2 separate regions of the Homo sapiens genome follow, and region 2 is linked to region 1. A link is a contact called in ENCODE Hi-C or POLR2A ChIA-PET data. All regions are on one chromosome and are shown on one strand. The core of a region is the stretch at or near the end of the contact, and the rest is flanking DNA. Distances in the headings are between cores, read along the strand shown. Region 1 overlaps GLI3 (GLI family zinc finger 3). Region 2 overlaps GLI3 (GLI family zinc finger 3).

Region 1 (7,214 bases), core at 4,715-7,214:
TAAAATTAAAGTGCACATTGATATATAAGGCCTATTTCAGTCCTGATAGTCTGTGATTCATGTTTTTTTCTATGTCTGCCTAGTGAAGCATTTAGGAATCCAATTACAAGGTATCCCCAATATAATCCACATCATGACAGTTGTAAAACTTTCAAAAATGTTGCATTTATCAAGTAATACACAAAACTGGAGGGTATAGACCTTATTTCAGGCAGGAAGTTTTGAGGGATTCTTGTGGAAAGTGTTTTTTTAGGCAAAACATTTCAGTCTTTCTTGCAAATCAGTTTTAATATAAATTAAATTTTAATAGATTCTAAATTATTTTCCCATTTTTTTCTTTTCAGAAATATTTCTGGACTACTACCTAAAGAGTAATACTACCTAAAGAGTAATAGGCTTATAACATAAAGTCAAGAAACACTGAAAATTGAGCTTACTTGAAATAGTTTACTTCTTTATATCCCATCTTATGTCAAAGTAGAAGACTTTCTTAATATCTTTCCCCAGCAAATCCCACAGAAGTTTCAAATTATCGAATCCTGTTCAGTGTATTAATTAACTCAAGCTGCATTTATGAGCTCACCTGGTAGACTAACATAAAAAGATTTTGAAACTATCAAACATTTCCAGTTTGACATTCTGAGAAGAGAATGTTTCAGTTTTATTTTCTGCCTTTTAAAAATATAATCACCGCAACAAATGGTGGCATCTTAATGGTTCAAGAGAGAGAAATGTAGCAAAGGCATGAATTGGAAATACAACTGGGGGTGGAGCAAGTGTGCTCAGCCTTCCACCAGTGACTCACCAGTGAACCCAGTGAACTACCAGCCAGAAAGGCTGTTCCATTTTCTTAGATGTTTATATATGGAACACACTGCTTTCTAAGCCCTTATTCTATTTTCTATGAAGGCCATAACACCACCTGTGTGTGCACATGGGTGTTTGTGTGTATGTGAGAGAGATCATATGTATTTGAAAACTATGAACATATATTTTGCTTTTACATGTAGCTTGTGTTGTGATGAACTTGGCGTCGTACCTTGTAGAAATCTTTTAAATTGATAAAGCAGTTCTGTGGGATTTGAGAAACATTAGATACTGACAGAAAGACTGGCGTGAAAAGTACATGCGCAGGGGAGCTGTCTGGAAACTGGTGAGGGTTGAGCCTGAAGCTTCGCGTTTCCCCCCTCCACTGTTTTTAGCAATGCTTAAAGGTAATATTTTTATTACAACAGTGGAATTCACCTTCTTGATGTTAAGAAACTGGCTGATGTAAAGAGTGGACAGACTTTTGAGGCAGCCAGGTGTGTATCTATGGATTAGTGATTCCCTCGGGCAGGGTTTGAATGGGGATGTGCAGATCTTGCACACACACATTTGAGCCTTGTGGTAGCATTCTGAAGAAGTCACTTAGAAGGGAGGACACTTATCGATCCAGAGAACTGTGTTTCTGAGTGGGAATTGGTGGAGAGGAGACTGAAGGAAAGCAGAAGTGTACTTCCCAGCCTCATGAGCTGCGTGAACGGCGGCTTTATTTGGAGAGCTGCGAGCCATGGACTGCATGTGTCCTTTCATCTGGAGGGTTAGGAACAGACCAAGGGAAAACTGCCTGCTCTGAGCTAATAGTGAAATAACAAAGTGAGAAGAAAGGACCCTGATTAGCTCAGTAAAGTCCATTGTGGCATCTATTTTGCTGCTAGTGAAAGAAAAGCTTCACTTTCCCATTTCTTCCTGTAGCTCTCCAAGCCTCCTTGGTGGACATCCAGGGCTCGGCTTCCCAAAGAAACTCCGTTAAAAGAAAGAAGCACCTTCTGCCTCCTTGATTGCTAAACCAGCTTGTGATTTCTCCCACCTTTCTATGGGCTCCCGGAGCCCCAAAGGAGTGGAAGAAACAGTGGAAGAAATACTGAGTCGTGGCTCATTTTGCTCCCATTCGATGACAGTTAAAAAAACATCATTTCATTGGTTTGCTATGGGCTCATGAGGTGTTCACTTCCTCAGTCACCAGTTCCCTAAGGCTAATGCTTGGAGCCCCAATTGGAAAACTGAAGACATGGACCCATCGGGAAGCTCAGTGTCGGGACTTGGCTTTTCTGGGGAAATTTCCTGGTCCTGATGTCCTGGCCCTGTTTATTCAGACAGGGAGAGTTCAGAGTGGCTGCGCCGAGAGAGTTGGCATGCCACATTGTAATTTACACCATCTATCTCTTTCTGACTCTCGGGCCTCTGGCAAATTGCATGTCTATGTGTTGGATTAGTTTGGAATTTAATCATGCATTATTTTCCCTCCAATTAAATTATTTATATATTTGATTAACGTTTTCACTGCTGGGAAGTCAAATTTTCAATGAAACCACAAATAAACTCGTGCCCATTGAATTTCAGGCCAGCTTCATATGGGGTCAATTCGTCCATCGAATGTTAAGAATTCATTGCCTATCACTTTTCTTATCTACCTTGGATTTTGGTGAGAAAAAGAATGTGTTTTTTTTTCTTAGTCCTAGGAATATGATACAAACAGTGAAGTTTGGCCTAATGTATGGCCCTCCCTTCGTTGGGGTACCTTTTATAGCGCAGGATCCTGATTTTCAGTCCTTCCTACTGCCTTTTCTTTTCTCTGGCACTAGAACGTACCTCCTTCTAATTTTGCTTTCTCAGGCTTGAGGGCTCACCTGTCAGATGTTAGTACGAGAAGGAAACAGAGCTCATCCACTTTGGGGATTAGCAGTCAATGGCCCATAGGCCAAATCCAGCTGCTTGTTTCTGTGCAGCCTATGAGCTAAGAATGGTTTTTAGACTTTTTAAAAGTTGAAAAAAAAGTCAAAGAATATTTTGTGACACGTGAAAGTTTTCCACATTCATAAATGAACAGATAACCCATTCATTTAAATGTTGTCTGTGGCTGCTTACAGCCCTGTAAAGCCTAAAATATTTACTATCTAGCTTTTACAGAAAATGTTTGCCAACACCTGATCTAATTCATTACTCTAATTTTACAGATGAGAAAAGTAAGGGCCAAATAGGTGAATTGGTCTGTCCAAAGGTACACAACTCATCAGAAATTGTCTGGAATGCTTCCTCCATTGCCCTCCAGTGCTCTGCCTACTGTGATATAGGCCCTCAGATGAACACTCACTGCAGAGGGCAATGTACAATGTATTTTCTTTTTTTTTTTTTTTTTTGAGACAAGTTCTTGCTCTCCCAGGCTGGAGTGCAGTAGTGCAAACCTGGCTCACTACTGCCTTGACCTCCTGGGCTCAAGTGACCCTCCTGCCTCAGCCTCACAAGTGGCTGAGACTACAAGCCTATACCACCACACCCTGATTTTTTTTTTAGACATGGGGTCTCGCTGTGTTGCTCAGGCTGGTCTTGGAGCTCAAGTGATCCTCCTGACTCAGCCTCCCAAAATATGGGGATTACAGGTGTGAGCCACCATGCCTGGCCCAATGCAGCTTTTTAAAGGAAAGTAAATATTTAGAACACATGCACATGTTAAGTCTGTGAGTTCTTAGAATTTTAATTTTCACTTGAAATCTAGTTCTAGGAAATATGTTAAGCTTAAAATACATTTGAACTGCTTAAACAGGCAGAGAGATGCCTCCCTTTTTCCTTATAGCAATTGATTACATCCTCTGTGCAGCATTTAAGCAGTAAAGAAGAGGAAGATTGACTTGGTTCCCCAGCCTCCTAGGTGTAGAATTTCATTTAAAGAAAAATAACTGTGGTCTCAATGCAAGTTTGAACTTAAGAGCAGTTCCAGAAAATTGCAAAAATATATTAGTTGGGACTCGGGTCTAAGGGATTGGAAAGGGAACATTCCCAAGATGCTAACCTTATGAAAATGAGGTTGCTTTAAGTGCCCAACATAAGTTTCCCCCACCCCTCCCCACATGGAGACAACAGCAAGGGTGTTCATGCTTGCTGACTGGTGTGGGATTTCCTGCCACTCAAATTTCCACACATTGTCTCAGTGGCAAAGGTAGAAGAAGCTGGGTGCGGTATAAATAGGAAATGATTGGGATTTTTCCAGGCACTGCCCTCCTCCGCTGGTTGCCAGTTCTCCCTTCTCTGCTCAGTGCCGGATCCCTCAACACCATTGTAGGCAGATTCTATACCTTCCCCGTCACTTTGGATAACTAAAGTGTCCAATTTAAACGTCCAATCTCAGGTCCAATCCAGAGCCTTCCCTTCCCTGTCAGCAGCGAGGCACAGGCCTCAAGGGAACTGGCAGGCTGTTTGCCCTCCCTTTGCCACCTCACCTAAAGGAGCTGGGGCCTGGGAGTGCTGCCAGGAGATGCCTTCCCTTTCTTTCTAGGGTCCAGCTCCTCCAGTGTGTTGGATGAGACAGGAAAGGAAAATATGAGAGTCCCTTTTTTTACTGGCCACTGTTGGCACCTCCTTCTTAGCCACCCCTGCTCCCTTGAGTAGCACCAGGTTTCCCTGATGCCCTCCTCTTCAGGGGCAGACATGCAAGCCTGGCTTTCCCCTGGGGTGTATGTGAGTTTTATGCAGGGGTATTTCCCACATCCTCACTGCTGGAGACATGACTGAGCACACAGCATTTTAGGTGAGCCCTGGCAAGCTAACCCAAGCTTACCTACGTCATGGATGTCCACTTGACCCACAGAAAACTCATGCCTTCTCGCCATGCCAAGTGGTGGCAGTCTCTCCCTGGCCAGTTCTCTCCTGCCATGCGTGGCCCTCACGCTGTTCCTCAAAGGCACCAGGCTCTGTTCTTCTGCAGGTACTTCTGTGTCATCGGTCCGCTGTAGTGTCCCATTCTCCTACCCCATCCTTCCCTGCACACCTGATGTGTCTACTCATCCTTCAGGTCCTGCTCTAAATGCTGCTTCATTGGAGAAGCGGACCCTGATTCCTGATGCTGCACACTGACTTATGATCCCATTACATGTTTTTATAAAACCCTGTTATCTCCCTTCATAATGCCTATCACAACTGTAATTGTATAGTAATTTAAGCCATGACCTGTTTCCCTCTGGTAGACTTAATTCCTTGGGGCAAGAATCATGTCTGTCATGTTCTCCAGCACAGGGCCTGGTGTGAGTGGCACCCAGCACATCCTCATAAAAGCATGAGAGAGAACAGGGAACTAATAAGACATGGATCCAACCTTAAGCAGTTGGCTCAGCACAAATTATAATTCAGTTTCCCAATTTTACCTTTTCCTTTCTCCCTCCTGTGTTCCTTCCTTATTCTTCCCTTTCCTTCTGTCTCCCTCACTCTCTGCTTGCCTTCCTTGCTTCCTCCCTCCCTTCCTTCCTTTTTTCTTTCCCTTTCATATGCATTAATCCAAGGATCCAAGCTTTATTTCCAATGACTTGGAAAACTGAACCAAGAGCAACTGTTAGGGAGTGTTTTTGTATGATCATTTCTTTTTCTCCCGTTTGAGAATCCATAGAACCCCTCTGTAAGATGTGAGCTTGGTTTCCAAGGCTGGGCTTCAGCACACATTTGGGAAAGCCCTGGTCTTGTGTATGGGCTACAAAGACTTACTAGAAGCAGACGTGCGGATTGAACGTTGACCCCTGTCCAGAACATCTGTTCTCTTCCTATACCTGTGTGCATCATCATAACTTTAAAGAAACACTGACATGGAGCATGGCTGGCTTTTCATAGGAAACCCACATCTGTTTGCCGTGGGGTTGCTCCCCAACCACTGCAGTTTCTGTGTCATTTTTGGAGCTACTGACGGGACATTGGCTCTCTTCTTGTGTGCTGCAATGTACCACTCTCTCTCTGCTCTTCATCAGATTTTTCTGGGAACTGCTCCAAGGAGAGGAGATAGAGAACAACAATTTCTTTTCTCTGTCCTCACCCAGTTTTAAACTCCAGAAACAGCATAGAAAACTTTACTTTTGTAAAACTTTTTTTTACCTAAAGCGAAAGGCCATCTAGTGGAGTAACTGGGAAAGGCACACTCTGAGGGCAGAACTTCACCTTCAGACTCACAGCGACCACCGCTTTAGGAGCCCTGGACTCAGCAGGAAAGTAATGAGAGGTTGTGTCACTACCACACGAGGCATGGAGCCAAAGGGAGCTTTCTCTTATTGAACGAAGTTTTTTGGTGATGTAGTTCTATGTATACTTCAGAAAGTGTTCCCACAAGCCTTAAATTAAGGCAAATAAAATGTAGAATCACCAGAAAATAAAGACCAACAGCATCAACCTAGGATGCAAATGTCTTCAGTAGTCCATAGCTGGACATTGAAATAGTATGCTCAACCTGTTGAAATTGACCTTAATTTGATTCAAATTAAGAAGCTTCTCTTCCTCTCATGCTGCAGTAGGTTTCTAATGATTCCTAATTGTATTAATCCAAGAAATTAAATGATTCTAAAACCATGAATTGGTAAGTAATTCAGAGAACTTCATCTTTATGTTAAAAACTGTATTAATAGAATTTTAGAGCTAGAAAGTCCCTTAGCAACTAGTGAATCCAGTCATTTATTTTCTACAAGAAGAAAACCAAGGCCCTGAAAGACTAACTTATTTGTTGATGACCACACAGTCCTCTTCCTCAGTATAATTCTTTTCTCTGCAATTCTTATTCAGGAAGCAGTCTGATTAACCCTGAGCTAAAGTTTCATTTGCAAGTGCTTTTGGTTTTTTTGTTCTGGAATTGTGCATGTCTGTGTGTGCCTTCCCTTTTTGAAGCCTAAGCCGCGGTGCTAACCCATGGCCCAGCATGTGAGAGTTGGAGAACATCTCTGCAGTTGTTTAGCCTCAATCGCCAGCCTTGGCAAGGAAAAATGACAGAGATTCAGAAAGGTCAACAGTGGCTCACCTCATTTCATAACTAGCTGGTCCCAAACCTGGAATTGAACTCTGCTCTTCAGATGGCCAGTGTACTGTAGTATATTTCCTGGAATGCCAGGCTCCATCCCGGTCTTGCCACTCCCACTGGTTAGGAAGCATGCATACACAGTTAGCAAAAGCAAATTTACTTGAGAAGTGTACTAACTGGAATTTTTATAATCTGTAATATGGTAAAGTTATTCTTGTGGTCTTTAGAATTTTTAAGATTGGGGTATTTTCTGCATTTTCTTCTGTCGCCTTCAGAAATGATGAATACGTTTCCATTTGATTTCTCTCTCTTTTTCCAAACCCCAGCATATAAATAACGACCATATTCATGGAGAGAAGAAGGAGTTCGTGTGCAGGTGGCTGGACTGCTCAAGAGAGCAGAAACCCTT
Region 2 (7,208 bases), core at 4,339-6,838, 120 kb before region 1:
TCAGCATCTATCTGCAGAATGGAGTTCAAAGCGTCTTAAGCTTTGAGTTTGCTGTATGTTATAATATGCCACAATTAGGCATTTCTGCGCCAGTGTGACCGGCGAACTGAGATGGCACTCCCATATCCTTGTATTCAGGGGGTTGTTAAAGACAAAAGTTTCAAATGACCCTGCTTGACTTAGGGACAAGCCGGAGCAGGATTGCTGTTCACCTGCAGTTCAGCTCACCATGTCTGAGCCTTAGATAATTTACGTCTTATAGCAGAAACATTTAGAATCATAAATGTTCTAATCCTAGGCATGGGAAGAGATTTGGTGTAACTTGCCTGGTGAGGCACTGAAGCCCAAGAAGTTAAGTGCACACCCAGCCTGTACAGCTGCTCGGTGGCTGGGCTGTTGAGGTTTTCCTCCTGCATCAGCCAGGGCTATTGGGTTACATGCAACAGAAACTGATTCCAACCCTTGCACCAACAGGAATTGCTGGGATGACATAGAATTGTCTTAAAATTGTCAGAAAATCTCGAGAAGCAGGTGCTGTAGAGGCATAGGAAGCAGGCGTGAGAGTCTCCCTGGGGGAATGAGCTCTGACTGCTTCTCCTTCCCCCAACTCAGGCTCAGGACTCAGGCTTTCAGCAGAGGCCGTCTGCTATCAGAGCCAGGTACCCTGGCTGTCTTGGGCAGTGAGGCTCATGGATTTTTTAAAAAAATGATTCCTCAGGGATCTAGAACTAGAAATACCATTTGACCCAGCCATCCCATTACTGGGTATATACCCAAAGGACTATAAATCATGCTGCTATAAAGACACATGCACACGTATGTTTACAGCGGCATTATTCACAATAGCAAAGACTTGGAACCAACCCAAATGTCCAACAATGATAGACTGGATTAAGAAAATGTGGCACATATACACCATGGTATACTATGCAGCCATAAAAAATGATGAGTTCATGTCCTTTGTAGGGACATGGATGAAATTGGAAACCATCATTCTCAGTAAACTATTGCAAGAACAAAAAACCAAACACCGCATATTCTCACTCATAGGTGGGAATTGAACAATGAGATCACATGGACACAGGAAGGGGAACATCACACTCTGGGGACTGTTGTGGGGTGGGAGAGGGTGGAGGGATAGCATTGGGAGATATACCTAATGCTAGATGACGAGTTAGTGGGTGCAGCACACCAGCATGGTACATGTATATGTATGTAACTAACCTGCACAATGTGCACATGTACCCTAAAACTTAAAGTATAATAATAATAAAATAAATAAATAAATAAATAAAAAGATACTAGCAAACGAAATTCAGCAGCATATTAAAGCAATTATACATTTAAAAAAAAAAATTGAGACAGAGTCTTGCTTTGTCGCCCAAGCTGGACTGCAGTGGTGCCAACATGGCTCACTGCAGCCTCCACCTCCCGGGCTCAAGCAATCCTACTGCCTCAGCCTCATGAGTAGCTGGAACCAGAGGTGTATGCCACCATACCTGGCTAATTTAAAGAAAAAAAAAATTGTAGAGACCAGGTCTTGACGTGTTGTCCAGGGTGGTCTCGAACTCTTGGACTCAAGCAGTTCTCCCACCTCAGCCTCCCAAAGTGCTGGGATTACAGGCGGGAGCCACCACGCCAGTCCTGGATTTTTTATTTATCACCCCAGAATGCCTAAATACAGTAGGAGAGAAGTTAATTCTGCAAAGGAAATCAGAGTTCTGTGGGAAGAAGGAATAGATGCTTCACAGCCAGAAAATGACGATGGGCATACTGCACATGCTTTCCTCTTCTCAGCTCTTCTGAGGGTTGTTAGGTTCTTTGTTTCTTGTCAATATTTACTGCTACTCCTACTCACAGGAGAAGAGAATGTAGCCTCTTCAAAAGTCACTGGTATAGGGCGGCCTTCCCAAAACAAAATTGTAAGGAAACCCAGGTGTGTATGTTTGCTAGCACTGCCAGAACAAGGTACCACAGACTGGGGGCTCAAAACAACAGAAATTTATTATCTGTCAGTTCTGGAAGCTGAAAGTCCAAAATCAAGGTATTGGTAGGGCCATCCTCCCTCTGAAATCTTAAGGGAGGATCCTTCCTTGCCTCTTCCAGCTTCTGGAAGCCCCAGGCAATTCTTGTCTCATGGCAGCATCACTCTCTGCCTCTCTTCCATGGCTGTCTTCCTGTGGTGTGTCTGTGTACAAACCCCCACCCCCTCTTCTTTTTCTTGGAAAGAGTCTTGCTCTGTCACCCACACTGGAGTGCAGTGGTGCAATCTCAGCTCACTGAAACCTTCGCCCCCTGGCTTCAAGTGATCCTGCCACCTCAGCCTCCCAAGTAGGTGGGACTACAGGCGTGCACCACCACACCTGGCTATTTTTTTTTTTTTTTATGTTTGTAGAGACGGGGTTTTACCATGTTGCAGAGGTTAGTCTGAAACTCCTGAGCTCAATCGATCTGCCTAGTTTGGCCTCCCAAAGTGCTGGGATTACTGGTGTGAGCCACCACGCCCAGCCACAGATCCCCTCTTATAAAGACACTAGGAGTATTGATTTAGGGCCCATCCTAATGACCTCATCTAACCTGATTGCTTCTGCAAAGCCCTATTTCCAAATATGGTCACATTTACATATACCAGATGTGAGGGTTTCAACATATCTTTTAAAGGGACACAGTTCAACCCACTGCACCAGGCAGCTGTGGCTTCCTCCTTCCACAGCATAGAAGGTGGCCACATGCTGCTGGACTTTCACAGTCACAGTCCCTTTATCTGTGCTTTGGCTGCACCGGGCAGCTCCCAAGTCTTTGTTTTCAGCTCCGTGAGAAAATACTGGGGTTGGGAGTGGGAGACACTGGTATTGATTGACTTGGCATGTTAACTACCCACTTGCTATGAGAAAGCTGCCTGTGTTTAGACTTGAAGAGGATGACACAGACTTTATAAACACATTATCCAATGAGCAGCTCTTCATTACAAAGACATGTTGATGCTGGTTACAGAGAAAGAGAGTGGATTGGCACTAACGTGCCCGTGATCCTCATGGAGAGAAAATACTTTGGCATGTGCATGCTGTCACAGAGACTTCTAGAATGTCAGACTGTTTCGAAAGTGTGTTTTGTCTTATATTTAAAATATCATGGCCAGATGCAGTGGATCATGCCTGTAATCCCAGCACTTTGGGAGGCCAATGTGGGAGGATCACTTGAGGCCACAAGTACGGGACCAGCCTGGGCAACATAGCAAGACTCTGTCTCTACAAATAATTTTTTTTAAATTAGTGAGGTGTGGTGAGTGCCTGTCATCCCAGCTACTCAGGAGAATCACTTGAGTTCGGGAGGTCGCAGCTGCAGTGAGCTGTGATCGCACCTCTGCACTCCAGCCTGGGCAACAGAGTGAGACCCTGTCTCTAAAAATAACTAACTAAACTAACATATCTCTAAAAATAATTAAATAAATATAATATGTTCATTGCACAAAAATTTAAAGTTACAGAAAAAAACAAATCTAGTAAATTACAAATATGTTTACTGTTAACGAAAAAAGCCTGTTAAGTATGCTCTATTTCAATTATTTCATGTATTGATTGAATGAGTCATTGGTTGGTTGGTGGATTGCTTTTCAGTTATAAAAACAATGTGTATGGGAGATGGTGTCGAATTCAAAGGAAGTAATCACTCAAAGTGAGCATTATTGGGAGAATGTGAAACCTTGGCTTGCATATGTATTTCCTAACCCGAAGTTTTGGCCTTAAGCTGATCAAACATGTCAAGTTACTATCAATGTAGCAACTGGTTGCTCTGAAAATGGCATGTCCAGGGATCCCTATGTGGATAGTGGGGAAGAGGGCGGAGCATGAAGTCCCTGGGCAGAACTCACTCAGCCTTGGTAAATTGTACTCCTTGATATCACCACCCTCTCCTTGGCACGGGGGAGCAGGCAGGGGATAGAGCCACTCTCAGGGCAGATGTATCCCTGGATGAATGGCGACAGCTCTTCCTTTTGGATGCCCCACTGTTAGGATCACCCACAAGGGTCCCCTCTTCTACCCACGCAAGCTTATGTATTTCAGCCTCAAAACACTCTGAGAGAATAAATAGGAATTGGGTTGTGATATTTGCGACCTATCCTCTCTGTACCCAAGCAGGATAAAGAGAGTTCTATACTGGGCCCATTTTATTTCCGTTTTCTCTTGGGGTAGCTGAAAAATCTGACCCAATGGGGAATAAGGGACATTTGTAATTGGGGTGAAAAGCATTGCTAGAAATGAGGCATTGTGGTAGTCCCAAATGATAGGGTGGAAGATAGCCTAAATTGACACAGCACTTTCCAGCTTGTAAAGCATATTTATAAACACGATCTTATTTTGGTTTGGATTCCTAAAATGACCAGTAGGTTTATATGGTAGGTTTTACACCTGAGAAAATGGATGTTCAGAGATATGGAGTCATGTGTACAAGGTTATTCTGGGGAACTGCCTCAGAGCCCTCTGCTGTACATCGAATAGGAGCCCCATGAAACAGAAACACATCACCTCCCTGATCCTATAGGTGAGGAAACTGGGACTCAAAAACTTCAAGAGGGAAGGCCCCTGAGGTTTTTTTTTGGAAATGGCTGACATGGGGCTAAAATGTAGAGCATCTTTTTCCGTTAGCGTGGGTCAGTTTTTAGTACATTACACAGAGACAGAGAGATGGGGATAAAAACAAACTTTTCTATGGTCTAATAATGAGAATTTGTTCAGCGTGTGATGAGGAGGGCATGTGCAAGTACATCCACATTGATTCCTGCCTTCCCACAGCCACTGAGCACTCTTCTTCACGTGTCGTTTCTCTCTGTGGTCATACCTGCAGGCTGTGGAAAATAAATCTGCTTTAGGGAGTCAAGGCTGTGGCTTTAGGTCCTCACTCTTCCACTTTTCAACTGTGAGTCATTGGGCTTATTGCTTAACCTCTCTGAGCATAATCTGATCCGCAAAGAGGAGATAATATCATATGCCTCCTGGGATTGTCATGGGATTTGAATAAGGCCAGTAAGTTCTCAGAAATGGGCTAGGCACACAGGAAGCAGCTGGTAGATGATTTTCCCTCCCTGGTATGTCTGGTATAGAACATATACCCTGACATCTGTCCACTAGGGGTGTCGTAGAAGGACATGGCCTGAGCAGAACTGAGGCCCTTGAAGGTTGTCATGGAGAGGAACGTAGGCTCATAAAGCCAAGTTCTGCAGAATTACACGTTTACTCACTTCAGGACAGAGAAAATGGCATGATAATTTTTAAAAAGTTATTTTTTCTTCTTTCAAAGGACAAAGGCTTGAGAGAGACATTTTGTTAAATTTTAGATCAGTAAATGCTGTTTGCCAAGTAATGTCTAAGAGAGGGGATCCTGGCCATTTCCATGGACACGAGAGCCCCTGCTGGGTCCCGTGCTCCTGGCAGGCTGCTGGTGTCCAGGGGAAGGGGGGCTCCCGGGGTAGGCCCCAGGCATCACCTGCGTCTCCCTCCAGCATCTCCCCTCGTGCTTAACCAGAGCCTGGGCCAGGGCCTGTGAGGCTGAGACCGTCTGGGGTCTGATGCCTGCTGCTTCCTGTCTCACATCTCCCGCCCCCTGCCCCTCCATCTTCCAGGGGGAGCGACTGTCTCTAATAGGGTGGCTGTGACAGATGCTGTGGGAATTCTGAGTTTGGGATAATGAGCTGTCATATGTCATTTCACTTAAACACAATAATACAAATATTTTGATCAAACATTTTCTCCAGCTGTTGAACGAAAGCAATAAAAGCAGCAGGGAGTGCCAGTGAATTCTCTGTTTCTGAAACGCTTTACCCTTTAAAAGCTGTTGCCTGTTAACTCCTTCTATCTCTGTCTGTCTCCTTTCCCTCTCCTTTTCCTGGCCTCTCTGATTTCCCACTGCATGCCTAGTCTGGGGCTATAAATAAAGAGGCTGAATTCAGGGATGTGAAGGGGGTGAAATTGAGCACAGCTTTTTATTAAACATCCCTTAGGCTGGCCGCAGAGCAACCGCAGCTGCTGTGAACTTGTAAAACCTGGCTTGGCCTGGCCACTGCAGCACAGCCTCCAAGTGTTTCCCCAACCCTCACAATCACATCCAACTTTTAGGCAACAGTCTTTTGAGATAACCTATCTTTGATGGCACCAGGCCCTTGGAGCTCTGTGGCTGGAGTCTGGTTTCATGGCTGATTTCCATGGCAGAGTTCTCTGGGCCCTTGCTGCTTACTCTCCATGCTCTGACCTGGCTTCTGGAATCTCTTCCTTCCCCCTCTCCAGGCAGAGAGGGATGTGGCTGCTCCAGGCAAAGTGGAGGGTCAGGAGTCTGAAGGGACCCTGAACACCCGCTCTTGGAGGATCTTAGCAGTTCTCCTTGCCAGTGGGCAGCAAAGGTGTGACCGCTTTGAATGCGTCCTTCAGGCTGAAACTCCCAAGAGGAATGCCCTGTACCCTGCTCCCCTTTTAAACCATGACCTCTGACTCAGCAATGCTACCAAGTTTGAAGTTTCTCCCGTGAGCCTGCTGTTTAGGGGTGGGACCAGATCAGGTGCTTTACTTGACACTGGACACTCTTTAAAGCCAGCCCGTTCCTGTACTCTCCCATCCCTCTCCTTTATTTCTGGGGAAGCGAGTTTGAGCTAACCTGCGTCCTATTCTGGATTCTAGGGACCCTGACTCCATCGGTACTCTCCTTTCTCACTTCATTCTTCCTCCACTTCGGTGGCTCCAGTGCCTTCCACCCATAAACAAACAGAGTCAAAACATCCACACAGCACTTCTGGCCTTGGGTCTTCTCTAGCTGCTGCCCTGTCTTCTCTATTTGCAGCCGAACATCCCGGAGTGCACCACAGTGTTCACCCTGGCTTCTCCACCCGTCAGCTCCCTGCAGTGCACACACCCTGGCTCCGGAAGCTGTGCATCTTGCCTGAAACTGCCTCCTCCCTCTGGCCCCTTGGAGGCCCCTGACTGGTGGTTGTCCTGTGTCTCTCCTATTTCCTCCTTGCACAACTCTGCTTCCTCCCCTCATCCCTTAACTGCCAGCCTCCCTCCAGGTTTCCTCTTCCTGTACCTTCCCTGGAGATATCACTAACTCTGATGTCACCATCCACTCCTGTGATCGCCTCTCCCGCCTCCATCTCCAGGCTAGACGTGGCTCTCAAATCCCAGATCCACCTCCCTCCAGACATCTACCAGGAGCCTGGCTGT

What was found. Hi-C counts contacts between places; a loop is a spot of excess contacts on that map. ChIA-PET counts read pairs that join two places held with the same protein, here RNA polymerase II (POLR2A). Pooled maps may share reads with other maps.
Region 2: a map of heart left ventricle shows a loop between it and region 1 (2.2-fold over the local background). The contact joins two enhancer-like sites. A Hi-C loop is called at or near these places in 2 of 168 maps with a recorded cell type or tissue (colonic mucosa and heart left ventricle) and 4 of 50 pooled maps. POLR2A ChIA-PET finds 5 or more read pairs at or near these places in 1 of 52 experiments (WTC11).

The regions. Positions count from the first base shown.
Region 1 is chr7:41,978,666-41,985,879 of GRCh38, reverse strand. It overlaps GLI3 (GLI family zinc finger 3), which reads left to right. Exons shown (of 15, transcript NM_000168.6): 11 at 7,132-7,214. Among named protein-coding and RNA genes, the nearest start is that of GLI3, 250 kb to the left of the region's middle. Within about 2 kb of position 5,964, at least 3 of the 41 ENCODE cell types and tissues checked have a DNase peak (open chromatin) inside an H3K27ac peak, as active enhancers do.
Region 2 is chr7:42,095,756-42,102,963 of GRCh38, reverse strand. The region is part of intron 3 of GLI3 (GLI family zinc finger 3); the gene reads left to right. Among named protein-coding and RNA genes, the nearest start is that of GLI3, 140 kb to the left of the region's middle. Within about 2 kb of position 5,588, at least 11 of the 41 ENCODE cell types and tissues checked have a DNase peak (open chromatin) inside an H3K27ac peak, as active enhancers do.